2 separate regions of the Mus musculus genome follow, and region 1 is linked to region 2. Evidence: chromatin loops called from intact Hi-C (ENCODE). Cell type or tissue: heart. All regions are shown on one strand.

What was found. A loop is a pair of places that touch in the nucleus more often than their neighbours do. Peaks named below come from ENCODE experiments on the same cell type or tissue, not always from the same donor. Only the 100,000 strongest peaks of a DNase experiment are listed, where the experiment ranks them.
Region 1: a loop joins it to region 2, with 2.4 times the contacts of the local background. A loop is called at or near these places in 3 of 42 quality-filtered maps.

The regions. Positions count from the first base shown.
Region 1 is chr2:6,536,452-6,544,451 of GRCm38, reverse strand. It overlaps Celf2 (CUGBP, Elav-like family member 2), which reads left to right. Exons shown (of 14, transcript NM_001110228.1): 14 at 1-4,758. Among named protein-coding and RNA genes, the nearest start is that of Gm52546, 62 kb to the right of the region's middle. In heart, no CTCF peak of the experiment used is centred here; a DNase peak (open chromatin) is centred at 4,171; H3K27ac peaks cover 810 bases.
Region 2 is chr2:6,465,275-6,473,274 of GRCm38, reverse strand. It overlaps Gm13391 (a long non-coding RNA gene), which reads right to left and starts at 7,196. Exons shown (of 3, transcript XR_373980.2): 1 at 7,039-7,196; 2 at 821-912. In heart, a CTCF peak has its summit at 3,919 (motif pointing right); DNase peaks (open chromatin) are centred at 1,854 and 3,946; H3K27ac peaks cover 1,790 bases.

The sequences.
Region 1 (8,000 bases), 71 kb before region 2:
GCTATTCCGTGGTCTTGTTGCCTGAAATTGTTATTGTTTGTTATTTCTCTATGCTGTTTTTTGTAAGACATTGTATAAGTGCCGTGTGTCACTTTTCTAACCTCTCCACGTCAATGCTGTGACGGCAGCCCTCACAATGTATTCTCTTCATAATATCTGGAAACCTCTAAGGTGAGAAAGTCCTGAACTTTTAACCCTTTCTACCCAGAGCTATCTGGAATGTTGGTGACTTTTTATACTGTCATCCTTGGGTTTGTTTTGGGGTGTTTAGATATTTTTTTCCATTTGTATCTTCTGAGTTATTTTTTGTTTTTTGAGTCACACACCTTCCCAAAAAACCCTTAAGTCTTTTTCCTAAACCGTTTTTTATTTTCTTTTTTATCCCCTCCTTCCTATCACCCTGTGCTCCTTCAGTTTAAATATAAGAGACTGAGTAGACCCTGGGAAGGGAAAAACAGGTAGAGCTTAGCCCTACACAAACCCTAAAGACCGTGTCTGCTTTTTGATAAGGGTTTCATGGTATGCCCTCGTGTACAATATTTTTATACACCCTGGAGTTAAATGGCTTTTTGGTGGTCCAATCTTTCAAGAAGTTTTACTTTTGTTTCTTAAACACCCCTATGTAATGCTGAGTCAGCCTTTGGCTCGGGATTCTCAGACGCATGTGGACACCTGAATATGCAAGGTGTCTTCCTGAAAAGCCCACACATTTCAAGTGGTTGGCCATGTAAGAGGAGATCAGCTGCTCTTCACCACAATTACTACCAAATACTAGGACTAGTTCCTGCTGTTGCTCTCGAAAGTGCCATATTCCTGAGTCTGGCTTCATATGAGCAGATGTCTTGTTCTGACAGACCCCAATGTCATGCCTACAGTCCAAACACACACCCAGCCTCTGGGAAAACACACCCTGCAAGCTTCTGGTCTCAGCTCCCTTTTCCTTCACACCCTCCCTCCATTTGATTTAATGTGTGTGTGAATGTGATAGCCCTGAGATGGAAAGGATTAGCCTCTCACAATGCAAAAAAAAAAAAAAAAAAAAAAAGTTCCCTCCTTCCAGCACGCGCACTTCCAGTGACATGATTGGTGTTAGCCCACTGTTTACCACTGCCGGGGCCTTCCTTCATCCTTGAGGGCTATTTTGTACTTTCTGCAGCACTCAGCTCACTAACAGTGATCACACACATTCTCAGTCTCTCTATGGTGGTGTGTAGGTACACGTGTAGAAACACAAGAGAATACCAGTTGTATTTCATAGACCATCTCGTTCACAATCTATTTAGTTATTAATGATATAAATCTCAAAAAAAAATCTTGACTTTTTTTTTTCCCCCCATGGAAGCCAACTGCCCTCCTTCCTCTTAACCCACCTGCGGCCCCCGCAGAGGCTCGGGTCAGGCAGGTACTTTCTGTTGAGCTCGGTTTCTGATTTTGCAGGCGACCAAGACCGTCCATTGAGGCGAGGGCTTGGTTTTGCATGTTTCATTGTTAGAAAGTTAGCCTTCCTCAGAGACAGACTGTCCTTCCTCTCTCAGTATCAAAAGGAAACGCTGCAAGGGTGCGCAGGGCCTGTTTCCGGAAGACAAAACACAGGGAAACTGCATTTTTAAAAATCAAGTGTAAAGCATATAGACTTTTAAAACTCACTCAGAGAACTCTGATCAGATGGCACCTCCACGGTGTGACAAGTTCATCTTTCCTTCACCGCAGGGGTTCTAGTTCCTTGGCTTGTGCTACTCTGGAATCATTTACTGTTTCTGTCTTTATTATCTTAAGTGCTAATTAAAAGAAAATAAAACTTAAAAAAATGTAGTTTCATTACCTTTTGAATAATGTCATACAAAAATGTATTTGTGTTTTTGTGCTGTGGGAATTGTTGTTTGTAGATTAATAATACCATTTTGTTTAGAACTACAAAATAGTTTTTAAATATTGTCTGAGAAAAGCCAAAGTTAATGCAACCTAGTGGAAACTGTAAGACCATTTGAGTATTGTTTCTGTTTTATTGATGCATTTGGATTTTGTTGTTTGATGGAATTTGAGCCAAAAAACAAAAATGCAGGCTTTCCTATTTCTACAACTGATTGTACTTACGCATTTTGTACCAGTGGGATTTTTTATACTGGAGATTAAAAAAAAATGGAAATTTTTGTGGCTTACTCTTGTGGGCCCCCTGACAATGACTGATTTCAAGTTTGATTTCTGGTTGATAGGAAGAAAGTTGCTTTTCCTTTAAGAATTAAAAACTTTGGCTTGATTTCTTTTTTTCCCTTTGCTTATATCTAGCATTAGAATTTTGTCTTAAAATACAGCGGTAAGTTTCACTCTTTATTCTGTACTGTGCAGTTACACAATAAGATAATTAGATTTAGAAGTACTCAGTCACTTTAAGTGGATAAATGTATTAGTTAAACTTTAGGAGTTTGCTTTTTTGCTGTTTAGATCGAAGTTTTTTCTGACCCTTCTGTCCTCATTGTGAACATAACCGTGTAGTTGAAACAGTCAGACTTATTTTTGTAATGTATGTTATTGTGTGATGCGGTTTTTTGCTTCTGTCTCCAATATTAAACCATTTTCCTAATACTTGTTTCTCTCTCTGCGTGTTGTATTGTTGGTAATCATTCTGTGTTGGTGACACATCTACACAACCTCACTGTTGCACGTATCTGTTCTTTTCTTTATGTTGTGTAAAAAGATACAGTCGATTCCACCTAAGTGAATATCTGATTTGGGACACGAAGAAACTACACATCCCACCTCTGGTTCATCCACAGCCTACCCCTGACTGATGCTTCCAAGACAATACGCCTTTCCCTCTGATCCCTCTAGGACCGCCTAGAGGGCTACACTTGGCAAGGCATTTTATGGTCTTTTGACCACACATGTTCTTTCCTCTCCCCTCCCTCCTATCCACAGTTCCTAACATCCGTGAAGTCTCTCCTATAAACCTTAAGAGGGACAGAAGCAGTAGACCCAGGGCTTCTTCATCTACCTTCAGGTACGAAGTCTCATGACTACAGTCAGGGTTAGAGAGGGTTAGAAAGCCCTTATAAAAGAGGCACACCCTCAGGGAGAGGTAAAATAAAGCCAGCTGGCCAACAGCGGGCAGCTAAAAACCATTAAGCTTAGGTGTGTGCTGCACTGATCAATGGGTATGTATAGAAGTGCATTTCTATTCGCTCATCAATTTAATCCAGGAGTAGCTTCAATTATTACCACTCACAGAAGTGGGAAGACTTCCAGGTATTCAATGAGGGAGGTGGGGAGAATTCTGCTCAAGTCCTTGCTGTCTGTTTACAAAGGGGAGCTCAGAATGCCATAGGTCCATTGTCGTCCCCCCTCCCCCTCCCCCCCCCCCACCGCAGTAGACACAGGATAGGAAGGAGATGTGCTCTCACTGTACCCAACCCCTGATCAGAGAAGAACTGCCCCACTGCCCATGCTGTGACAAGCCCTCCCCGCTCTACTGTCTACTTGCTCAGGAGTCTGGCTGCCCTCAAAGAGTATTTCCCATGGCTATCTGCTCCCTTCTCTTCTCGCCCGTGCCAGGACACCTGAGCTGGTGTCAGCGAAAGCTCTGGCTGCCCACCCTCTGGTTTCAGCTGGCCCCTCAGGCCCCTTTCTTCAGTCAGGTCAACAACCATGGGCCTACCAAACAGAAGAAAGGTGGCTCTTTCCCTAGGCCAAACCTCTCACTGGGCATGAGGTTCCGAGCCCTGCTCCTACTCTGACAAAAGCTGATTCCTAGTGACACCTGTGCTGGCTTTCTCAGGGCGGGGCCTGCTTGCTCAGTTGCCTCTGAAAGGCCACTGCTTCACTAGTGAGGGAAGACCAAAGTGTGGTTTCTTTTTCTTTTCTGGAGGAATGGGCGGCATCAGGGAGGGAAGGCCTGGGAAAGAGGATGGTAAAATTTGTTCCAAGATGTGTTTCTTTTTGAAATCCTAATATGACCACCATTCAGCACAGGGCATGATGTTCGCGCACTGAAAGACAAACTGGGCTTTTCTACCGAAGACACAAAGGCTCGGTCCTGTAAGCACTTGTGACTATAAAGTCAGCCGCTGCTTAAATTCACACTCAGCGTTTATTTTTTGTGTAACTCCCACCATGGTTGTGAGCAGGTCTGCCCATGCACAGGCCACCATGAGAAGCCAGACAACTGTCAGCATTCACTGGCTGATGGAAGCCATATGCCTGCCAGGCCGAAGCAATGGGGTGTGATCTGCAGGCTCGTAGCTAGCAGGCTAGGCAATGCAGTGAACACAAGCGGACCATGCATCGTTCCTGATAAGTGAATAAAACACTGTGGCCAGACAATCAGCTTATTCACTTATCAGGAATCGACTGTTCTACTAATTCACTGGTTTTGTTTTTCATTCTGTTGTAGTTCACTATTTTTGCTGTGTTCTGTTTTTTTTTCCTCTCATGCTTGGGCAAATTCACTGGAGATATTACCTTCATGTGACCATGAACCGTTTCTATCGAGTGAAAATGGTATCTTAACAAAATCTATGCACTTGCTATCAGGAACACAATACTGGATGTGTCTTATATATATTGAACTATATAGTACTCGATTTCTTAAATAAAGCTTAAGAAAGGATTTGTGTGCAAAGTGAATGTGATTCTTTCTCAAAGCAGTGTCTTTAAGGGGTATTGTTCATTTAAGTCTTCAATGATATAGGATATTTTTCATTAAAATTATAGCATTGTCTTTATGAATTAATATTCAATAAATGGACTTTGGAAACAAAAAAAGTGAAGGGGGAAGTTCTTCTGAGTACATTTTAGCAAGGGCCTGGAGACCTGTCTTTTTGGTGGCTGTGGCTAAACTCTAGCCAAGTGCTGTGTGCAACAAAGCAAAACAAACAAACAAAAAAACACAATCCTTTCACCTCCCAAGACCACTAGAAAGTACCTATCTGCATCCTAGCCTAGAAAGCCCACTGCCTTCTGAATGTGTAATCTCCTTGGGCTCTGAAGAAAGGGACAATAGAGGGATGCAGGCCACTAATGGCAGCGTGTGGGTCAGATGAGGTGACACTAAAGCCATTTTCTGTGGAGGACATGAGCAGTTCTATTCTGGACGACAGAATGAGGAACAGCAGAGCAAGCGTTTGATCATTCTGGGTGAGATGGTAAGATTTCAAAGTCACTCCTTGCGAGAGGGAGCAGGCCTGAGTTTGCAGGCTTTCCAGGAAGGCCTGCTGCTTGGCCCTTTGAGAGGATTTTGACTTTTTCTACAGGCTTGCAGTTTGAAAAAAATGGCATTTCTATTGGATCTCTCCACCTTGGAGCATTTTAAGTTAAATTTGTTTCACTTTCTTGCATATGAGTCTAAGAAAAACTAAATATCTGCCTGCACAATGGCACAGGCATCTATCTAATCCTTTATGAAACAGATCTTACCCTTTATGGGGAACAGAAACTCTTCTTCCATTCTCTGTCTCTTCCCACCTCAAATTTCCAATTTCTAAACCTGTAACACACCCCAAAACTGAATGCTTGTTGTCAGAGGCCAGGGTCAGGTACATGTTGTCAAATCAAGGGAGGGGCTTGATAACCTCCCCTTGGTGGCACCGTGCTGTCTAAAAGAGGTAACATTGAAAACATTGGTGTGCTGGATCTGGGCTCAGCCATTAAGAGCTGGCCATTCTTTTAAGACCATGTCCAAGGCCATAGGCAGGAGAGCTGTAAGCCTCAGCAGCACAAGAGACATGCAAGCTAGCACATTCCCCTCTCAGTAGGTCAGCAACCCGGAGTCTGGAGTGTTCCAGGCCTGGGAATTCAGGGTGCAACAGTTGTCTCTGAGTTGATCAGTGCCAGGAGCTGCTTCATGGGGAACAATGACATTTTCTTTAGCCTTACTGATGGTCACTAAACCAGCCTGGTATCAGCTTCTCCTTGATGCTTCAGAGGGATATGTTTAAGACAAAAATGTGTGTCTATAAACAGAACACACACAGGCACTGTGTCCTGTAATGAGTCACCTTAGCTTAAGTCCCACATAAGGATCTCCAAGTGTGGATTTGCTGGAGAGCCCAGTTTGAATGCCAGCTCTCTCACTAATTACTGTTGTAGCCTGTGTGTGTTTTAATTTCACCATTAACATAACAAGGTGAAACTACCTAGTATATGTGAGCACACTCAAAACAGTTGGATTTCAACATAACTGTTCAGTAAGACTCAATGAATGAATAAATAGCAGCACAGTCAAAGCTTGGCACTCTGCTTGCTGTCCTCTCAGGCATGCCTAGAGCCTCTCAAGGCTCTCCCTGGGTTTCATGGGTAACTCAGTCATGGCTGGCTAGAATCTACAGTCTTTTCATCTGAAAAGACTGTACTACCAAGTCCTAGAACAGATATTTCCCCTTCCTAAGAAATTGTCCAAAGGTGACAACTGTCCCCATGAAGCCAGCAGGCTGCTTAGGACCTGAGACAGCAAATTAACACATTATTCTCACACCAAGCTCCTCCCAGCTCTTCCAGTTTGTAGCCAACACGGAAAAGACAAGGTCACCTGTAGGTCTGCCTCTCAGGGACTTGCAGATTCTAGACCTTTCCAAGGCAAATTGATATCTTTAGCAACAACCAGGCTAGGTTTGTGTGTGATCGTGCTGGGGAGAGCAAAGGTGGGTCTCAGAAGTACAGAGAGAGCTGAGTGGAGTGCGCGCTATGTCATCCTAATTAACCAAAAATGCTCTGTTTCTGTTGTTTTACTGAGCACCATGTCATGTTTCATTTAGAAAGCCAATTTTGTTAGTCAAAGCACACATAAGTTACTGCTTGGCCACAGAGTAACTGACAGCAGCTTTTCACTACACGTGGAGCCTCCTTCATCTCCCTGTAAAACTTGGTAATACAGCACAGCATCTGCTAGTCACCAGGTACTGAGCACATGTGCGTGCCTGTCTCCCGGCAAGATGCATGCTCTCTAAGGGAAGGGACCAGCTCTTATCCTCCCTGTATCAGTGCCTCATACAGAGCCTGGTGATCATGGAGGCAGGGAAAGAGGATGGGTCAGAGGGCAGACAGGATGGATGCAGGAATGTGGCCAATGATTTGACTGGGATGATAGCAAAGCATTCTTTGTTAGATGGGAAATAACCCAGGAAATTCATAGAGAAAGAGGTCTGACTGGAATGGGTTGAGGATGATAGAAATTAAAAGCCTCATAGCAAAAGTCAGGAACCACTTTGGGAGGCCTAAGACAGAAGTGATAATGAGGAAGAATAATTGTGCTTGTGAGCCCCAAATATGCAGGAAGAAACTTCCCTCTGAGTCCTTAGGCACTGAGTCCTCAATGGCAGGATATGCCTGTAAATGGTTCAAATCCACCTTGGTTCTACTGCAGATCTCTTTTAAGTGATTTTTTTCATCCTTTCAGGGAAGTTTTCTACCCAGGGATACTCCTCAATTTTCTAACAGTTAAGCCAGAGGAGCTGTAAAACTGAATACAATACTAGAAAACTATGAATGGAAGCAGCTGGTTGTAAGGCCCTTCTGAGAAACAGTTCCTCTGATTCTTCTTGTGTTCTTGTTGGTCATGGCAAGCTGGAGTCTATAGCTGGCTGGACTCCACCAGCAGTACATTAGAACTGAGCCACTGTAACAGCCTTGAAGGGGCAAAATGGTCACAGTGCTTCCGGGACACCAGTGGGCCCAGGGATGGCCTCAAGTCCTAGAAATGTATCTCAACTTGTCCATAGATTCCAAAGAGGTAGGGCATAATCCACTAATCATTCATTTGTTCAAAAGACCTGCTGTAAACAGTTCTCTATACCAACTACTTGGATAGGAACCAGGATACACAGAAAAGTAATACACCATCCCTGTCCGGGGGATACTGTCACCACTGATACCTCTGCCCAGTAAAGATAAGCATTTCAAAAGAAGTCTAATCAAACCACATTCCTTCTACAAAGGCACTAGTGCACCATACTGTCAGTATGCAGAAGACTCATGATGGGTGGCCAGTCACCCAGACTCTCTAGCTCCTG
Region 2 (8,000 bases):
TACCTTCCCTTGGTGCTCAATAAATCTTTATACATGTCTTCCCAGTGTTCAAGTCATTCTATGATCTCTGCCTCCTGTCTGAACCCACACAGACATTCTAGCAAGGACTGTGTATCAGGCATTGTTCTCAAAGTGAATTTAATGTTGGACATAAAATAAAACTAGAATAAGTGTGTATTTATTCCAACGGCTCTTAGGTACTGGGCAGCTCTAACAAGGGGCTCGGTCACTGAGGATCTTTGCTAACAGCTATGGGAACTAACTCAGGCAGCGTGCAGTTCTGTGGCAGGTACCACTGTGGTCCCTGATTGGCAGGCTGGACTGAGAGAGGGCAGGCGAGGGCTCAACATGACAGTAGACAAGAATTCCCGGTGCAAGTCAGACCAGCATTGTGCATGTCTCCTGACTCCTTGCTAGGGTCAGACAGAAATGTTCCCTCTACGTATGGGGACTGAGACTCCTCGTCATAGGAGATGGCGGAAACCTCACGCTGTAACAAAGAAAGAAGCACACAGATTCAGAGATGGGAAGACAAAGGTCCCAGAACTCAGACAGAACTCAAGATGGACAGTTAATCAAGTTCAGATATTAAATCTGGAAGACTCTATATGACACATTCCTTGATTCTATAGAGAGAAGGGGGCCCTTCACAAACAATGGAAAGAGACAAACAGACAAGTCAGCCCATGTCTGTGAAGGGCAGACATCCCCTGTCCTGTTATCAAGGGATAGTTATATTAGTCAACTCTTTTCAATATAGATGGTAAAACAAGTAACCCAACAGGAAGCTCTCGGGCTTCTGGGTGATTCTGGCTCTTACCTTCATAAGTCAGGGACAATGAAGTTGTACTGGACTTGAGAGACTCCATCTACCCGGGCCTCTGCCAGAGGCATCTTGTTTAGAGCGTGAGGCTGGAGAAAGAAACACACACTGGCACTTACACAGGAGAATGAACGGTGGAGGGCCAGAGAGCAGAGGACACAGCCTCCCTGATTCATCATCCGAGGCCATTCCACTGTCTCCAACACCTGCAGGTTCCCCTGTGCGGAAGTTAGAGACCGCTGCTGTTCTCTGTTCATGGACACAACAGAAGTTCTTCTTCCCTAACCGGCACAGAACAGGGTAGGAGTGGGACTCTGAGGCTGGAAATCCAACAAAAAAGTACAGTATGGGTCTGCTCCTTCTGACGACAAGAAGGGTCTTGCTTGGTGCCTTTCCCCTTGTCTCTGGGATTGCTTCTCAGCTCTTCCTTCATGCTCACATGGTGTGTGTGTGTGTGTGTGTATCTCCAGTTTCCTCTTTTTAAAAGGACATCAGTCATATGATAGCCTCCCTCCACTATTAACAGCTTCATTTTAACTAGTTGCGTCTGGAAAGAACCCCTCTCTAAACAGTCATGTGCCAAGGCACTGTGTTTCAGACACCAGCATGAGAGTTTGGGGTAATACAAGCAAGCTATTAAATAGGGAGGTAACAGTGGCCCCGTCATCACTGAGAGTTATGAAAGAACGTTACAGCCGGGCATGGTGGCGCACGCCTTTAATCCCAGCACTTGAGCTCAAACCCCTCAGACAGAGCACTTGGCTATAGCAGCCCAAGCAGACTTAGACAGAAGAGAGGAGGCTGCCGGCTTTCCCCCACTCTCACTGGGACTTGAAGGACTGGGACTTGGCAATCTATTCATGAGGCATAGATAGGGGAGCCGGCAGAGCAGGGGCCCTGGGGAGGCCCATTCTGCACACTGGAAAAGAGATCCCAGGGGAGCCTGGAGAAGTGATCGCACCTTCTCCCAGCTCTGAGAGAGGATTTGTAATTGGCTGCCAGAATGTTCCTGCTGCCTGAGATGGGTCCAGCCAGCACCTTCCCAACTGCTGCAGAATCACACACCCTGGCCTGGTGCAAAATGCTACTGCCACAGAATGGTCACACCTCCCTCTCCCCTATGAGCCTGGGGATGGTGGCAGGGCAGGAAGCAGGCAGGCGTCTGCTTCCTGGCTTTGGGGGGTCATGCATTCCATTAAGCAAGGATGTCTAATAAGCCAAACACACTTCTGTATTTGTTTTTAAGTTAACTGTGTTTATGACTATGCTAGTGAGAGAGCACAGAACGCACATGCCCAATAGTAATATTTAGTGTGGGAGACAGAAATAAATGTGGGCAAAGGTCAAATCCGGGCTTCTGATTCCAGGCAGCTCCCTGATCTCCCAGATGCACATGTTCTCTTCTTCGGAGAGTTCTACTTTCCACGACATACTGATCCTACAACAAACTCAGAGTTAATTGAGCTGCTTAGCATGCTCACGGGTGTCCTTGCGCATTGCAAAAGACCACCTTCTCACCTTCTTCCTAAGGGACTGGGTCGGAGCAAACCTGGGGAATTAGAGAGGTGGTGAGAAAGGTCCCTAAATTTTGGCCTTTAGAAGCCTCTCCTGACAGAGAACAGAGTTGTCTGAATACGTGCCCCCAGGGGGGCTGTGAAGATTGAGCCAATGGAGATCATTTCAAAGAGTAATTAGCACAAAATGGAAGCCGGATAAATGACAGGCAGTCTGTTGTTATAGCTACCAATGATCTGGACTAGTGGGACCCTTCGTTTCAGTGCCCAACCTAAAGAAAGGATAGCATTCCAATGAATGCTCTTATGACGTCTGGGCTGGTGGCAGGATTCTGAGATACAGAAAATGCCTCGTTTCTGGACAGTAAAGATTACAGGGAATTACATCCCAGGCTAGAGGGGGCACAAACGCTGAACTGTACCTCACTACTTCTTCCCTTCCTCTCTTAATCAATGAAACCCTTTACTAAGGACAGCTGGGTGTATGACCTGCAGATTAGAAAGTATACTTCCCAGAACCCACTGCAGTTACGTGTGACTAGCTAGATTCTGACCCACAAAGTGGTTTGTGTAAGTTACAGACCATTTGCAGGAAGAAACGTCTTATGTAGACTGGAAGTTAGCTGTGATGGAATGACTCTAACCCAATCCTGCAGGCAAAGAAGTCACTCTTGTGGCTAGAAGACAGTGTGGGCATGGACCTCGGGTCCCCAGGGATCCTGTGGAGACAAAACTTTAATATCCAAGGCTCCCTTGCCCTATCCCACTAGTGCCTTCCTTGTCACTGAGAAGCAGACTAGAAAGAAAGAGGTGGACCAGTTTGCCTCTGGGGTCGAGGATTCCAGACCAAGAGGAGCCTGGATGTGGGCTGGATGGACAAGATCGCACAGGATCTGGACAGAACCAGCTGTGTGGAGGGGTGGGTGGGTCATGTGTAACTGGACCAGACACTGCGTCAGCACAGAAGATGTCCTCCTCTTCTAAGTAAGTTTCCTTCTTAACTAACTTACTTTCTTTCTTTCTTTCTTTCTTTCTTTCTTTCTTCCTTCCTTCCTTCCTTCCTTCCTTCCTTTCGTTGTTGTTGTTGTTGTTGTTGTTGCTGTTGTTGTTGTTGTTGTTTGAGACAGGGTTTCTCTGTATAGCTCTGGCTGTCCTGGAACTCACTTTGTAGACCAGGCTGGCCTCAAACTCAGAAATCCACCTGCCTCTGCCTCCCAAGTTCTGGGATTAAAGGCATGTGCCACCACGCCCGGCTCTTGACTACCTTTCATCTGAGCTCATTCTAAGCCCTGGCTATGCATGCACTGCCTGACCAGCACTGGTCTGAGGGCTATCAGCAGAGGGGATGCTGTAGCTACCCGAATGCACTGTTTGTTTTCAGTGGACATTGCTTGCCCTACCCTTCCTTTCTTCCTTCCTGTGGACAGCAACGTGAAAGAGCGACTCAGTTTCTAGCTCAACAGTGGACTCAGCGTAAAGGTCAGCAGAGTGACAAGACAGAAGACGCTGTGTTCCTGTCCACATGTAGATTGAAGTCATTCTAATGAGGCGCACTTGAGCCTGTATGTGAATCCTGCCACTAGGTGGCGCATTGCAGACTAGCATTTGCCAGAAGCAAGCACTGAACTGCCGTCTAGGGACCTACTGTCTTCTATCTCCCTCCCTAACTCTGTAAAACCTGGCTGAGACCTTGACTCATTCACGCCGCTGTTGTCTACTTTCAGATGACAACAGTGGCTGTTGTCCTCACAGGTGTGTGTGAGCCTCAGGTAAAGCGAGGCTGTAAAATTCAGAGGCCGCTTAGAGATGTGGTGGTATCTGGGGGTTGCAATCCCTGCACTCAAGGGACTGAGGCTCGAGGGTACTGAGTTTGAGACTAACCTGTCTCCAGGAAAAGAGAGGAGGTGGAGCAAACTCTAAAGTTGCTATGACAGCAAATTAGCTTAGCAATCACTGGGTAGAGTTCTGAGAATTCTTTGCCCTAGAGTGGCATGTTCTAAATTTCCAGCCAATGGGAAAACAACAACAACCCAAAACAAGACAATAAGGAAAATCTCCTCGGGCAATGTGAACCAGCCGGCTTGTCTCCCGGAATCAATCAGTCATTCCCATGTTGGGGGAAAGCCTGCTGAGGCATGCGGTGGGTGGGCTGCTCAGGGTGGTTAAGTCCCCTTCCCTTTTGGGCTCCAAACACCACGATCAGAGGACTGCTGAGCCCGCAAGTGTGCTGATTTCTCCACATGAAGCTATTGCTGCCCAGGAAGCCATAGGGTCACCTGGAGGTGGCACTAGGCAGAGAGACACAGGAGAGCCACTGTTGCTGCCTTGGGTTCAGCCTCCCTCACATGCCCTGCTGGGTTCCAGGAAGACTCTGGGTCCTCAGTGAGCCTTAATCTCCTCCACTGGGAAATAAGGCCCCTGTACAACAACAGCCCAGCACCCGAGGAGTGATGAACACTGACATCACACTCACAGGACAGAAAACAGCTCAGTATACACTGTGCCTTCCACATACACTTGTTCGTGGGCATCATACATGCATATGCACGCACGCACGCACGCACACACACACATATACCAATAAAAATATTTTTCAAGTTATTAAGAAGTATGGCGTGGTGTGGTGTGTCTACACGTCCCCATGGGTGTGTGCATGGTTTGCACGCAGACATGTGCTCACCTGTGGTATGTGGAGGACAGAGGCAATGTCACTTGTCTCCCTCCGCTGCTTTCTATTTTATGCTCTCTCCAAACCTGGAGCTCAGCAATGCAGGTAGTCAGCTGGCCAATAAGCTCTATAAACTAGCCCCCCATCCCACCCTACCCCCACCCCACATCTATAATAACAAACATCTACCGCCATGCCTGACTTTGACACAGTGATGGAATCTGAACTGAGCACGTTACCAACTGAGCCATGTCCCCAGTCCCTAAAAAATACACCTTTTGAAAAGTGGAAGAGTTGAAGCACATTTAAATGCCTGATAATCCCTGACTTAGCTCATTTTCAACACATAGCCAGTCTTGTTTGACTATATCATCTGCTTCTTCTCACCCATAATTATTCCAATACTTATCTCATTTCGTCTGTGTCTTAATCTGTAACTCTAAATGATAGACCCTTTAAAAAACAGAACTGTGCTTTGATCAGACCTCAAAATAATTTAATTAATGACAAGAAGACCGAGGCCTATATTCTGTGTATATTTAATAGTTATAAACAGGGTGGGTGGGTAGCTCGTTAGCAAACTACTTGTCAGCGTGGGGCCTGAGTTTGAACCCAGCACCATCCTAAAACTATAGACATAATGTCATATGCTCATAACCCCAGTGCTGGAGTCAGAAACAAGAAGATGGCTGGTGGACCTAGCTTACTCTGTGAAGCCCAGGTCCCAGTGAGGGACAAAGTGGAACAAAGAGTCAGAGAACAAAGTGAAAGGCAGGAATTATGTGGCACACACCTTTAATCCTGCTTGAGAGGCAGAGGCAGGCAGGTCTCTGTGAGTTCCAGGCCAAACAGGGCCACCTAGGAAGACACAGTCTAGAAGAACCAGGTGAAGGAATCCTCAATAATGATGCCCTGGGTTGACCTCTGGCAAAGTCTCTCTGCCCCCGGCTACTCACCTGCACCTCCAACATGAATGTACACAATTAACAACGGAAGCAGTGAGTTCCTCACGAGAATGTGGTCATTCTTCCACTCACACACTGAAGCCGACTTCCAATGGGCAATTCTTAGTTTCTTGGAGTTCCACAGTGGCCCGAGGCATTCTGGGACAAGCTTGTCTCTGTTTTCCCTGGCTCACCTTTTTCTCACCACAAGGAGCCTTGCACTTACATATGTAGGTCCAAGCTGAGCACACCTATGGCTCCCTTAGCCACCAAGGAAGGGGCTGTGAATTTGGGCTTGGAAGCACCTGGCAGGGAAGCCACAGTCCCACTGTCTAGAAGAAAGGGCTCACTCCACATCACTTAGCCAGGCGGGTTCCCCATCCCAGTGGGAAAGGTGGCATTAATGGTAGGTGTGAACAGTCTGTTCTTATGATGGCTCTGGCAGGGAGACAGAGCCTCTGCCATCCTGTGCACTGCACCCCTGGAGTTATCACCACACATTCTAAATGTAAGCAAACACATACACACAAGTCACAAGTCATATGTAGACTTGATGTGTCACAGAGCATGATTGGCTGGGGTAAGTGCAGGACATATTGTCGAATAACTCATGAAGAAAGAAGAGTCTAAGGGAGCCAGCAACTGCAATGGATCCGACCGGCAGAAAGCAAACACAGGAAAGCAATTTCCTGTTGATTTGAGATGGTTCTGCCAAAAGAAACTAACAGGACTCAAGTTACATTAACTCATGCTATGTTTTCAGCGGCTCCTAGACAGACCGTAATAAGCCAAAGTGCATGTAAGAAAAGCAGGCCTAAATTGAGTTGCAAAATCCATATTCTAGGACCTTGACGAAATGCCCTTGAAAGGATGCAGATTTGTTCTTTGCAGCAAATAAAGTGTTTATGCCCTGGCCCCTCCCTGGGAAGGGGGCGTGTCCTATGAGAAGGGAGCCATGGCTCAGTCACCCTGGGCCATTTGCTCCAAGTGCCATCTTCACACTTGCCTGGCAGCACAGTCAGAGCCCCTCGCTCCTCACTTGGGGAACTGGCGCTACCTTCTCCAGCTCCGTTTCCCACCAGCTCTTACCGGAGTAGGAGTGGTGCTTGAGGGTGCTCCAGGCTTCACAGATGCAGCATGCACTCAACTGCCTCCGAGTGAGGCACAGGCTTCTTACACGCGTTCACGCGACCGGCCAGGAAGAACGCAGCAAACCGGAATCTTCTGCGGCAAAGCTTTATTGCTTACATCTTCAGGAGCCAGAGAGCAAGAGAGCAAGAAAAAGAACAAGAACAAGAAAGCAAGAGCGCAAGAGCAAGAGAGAGCAAGAAAGCAAGAAAAAGAACAAGAACAAGAAAGCAAGAGAGAGAAAAAGAATGGCAAAACCCCGTCCCTTTTAAGGAGAATTATCCTCCGCCTAGGACGTATTACTCCCTGATTGGCTGCAGCCCATTGGCCCAGTTGTCATCACGAGAAATGCAGAACACATGGCGGGAAAACTGCCCCTGCACGTGTGCAGATTATGTTTAACACTTAGAACACAGCTGTCAGCGCCATCTTATAATGGCAAATGTGAGGGCGGCTCCTCACACAGGCTCTTCCCACAGAATGAGATGGAAAAAAAATCAAAGGCTGCGTCCAGAGAGGAGGTGGGACCAGAAAGATGTGAGCGGTGATTGGGAGAGCCAGCAGAGCTCGTGCATACATCCTTTCTGGCTCTGAAAAAGAGCTACATTGCCACCCATGTTCTGGACGGGTAGCAGGGGTCCAGACCCTGGGACACTGTTATGAGCAGTGGCCACTCGGTGACACTTGTCCAGCCAGAGAGGCTGAGAAACGGAGAGAAGCCCCAAGCCAGGGGACGGTTCCTCTTTCCCGCCTTAAAGATGGTTTCTTAGGATCTGGCTGTGAAATGTCCCCTATAGCCTCAAGCGTCTGAGCTTTTGGTTCCAGCTGATGGTGCTGGAAGGTCCAGGAGATTGTTGAAACTAGGCACCTGGCTGGCTGACTTGGGGCTATGTGGAGCTCAAGGATAAAAGGCTGACCTGGCT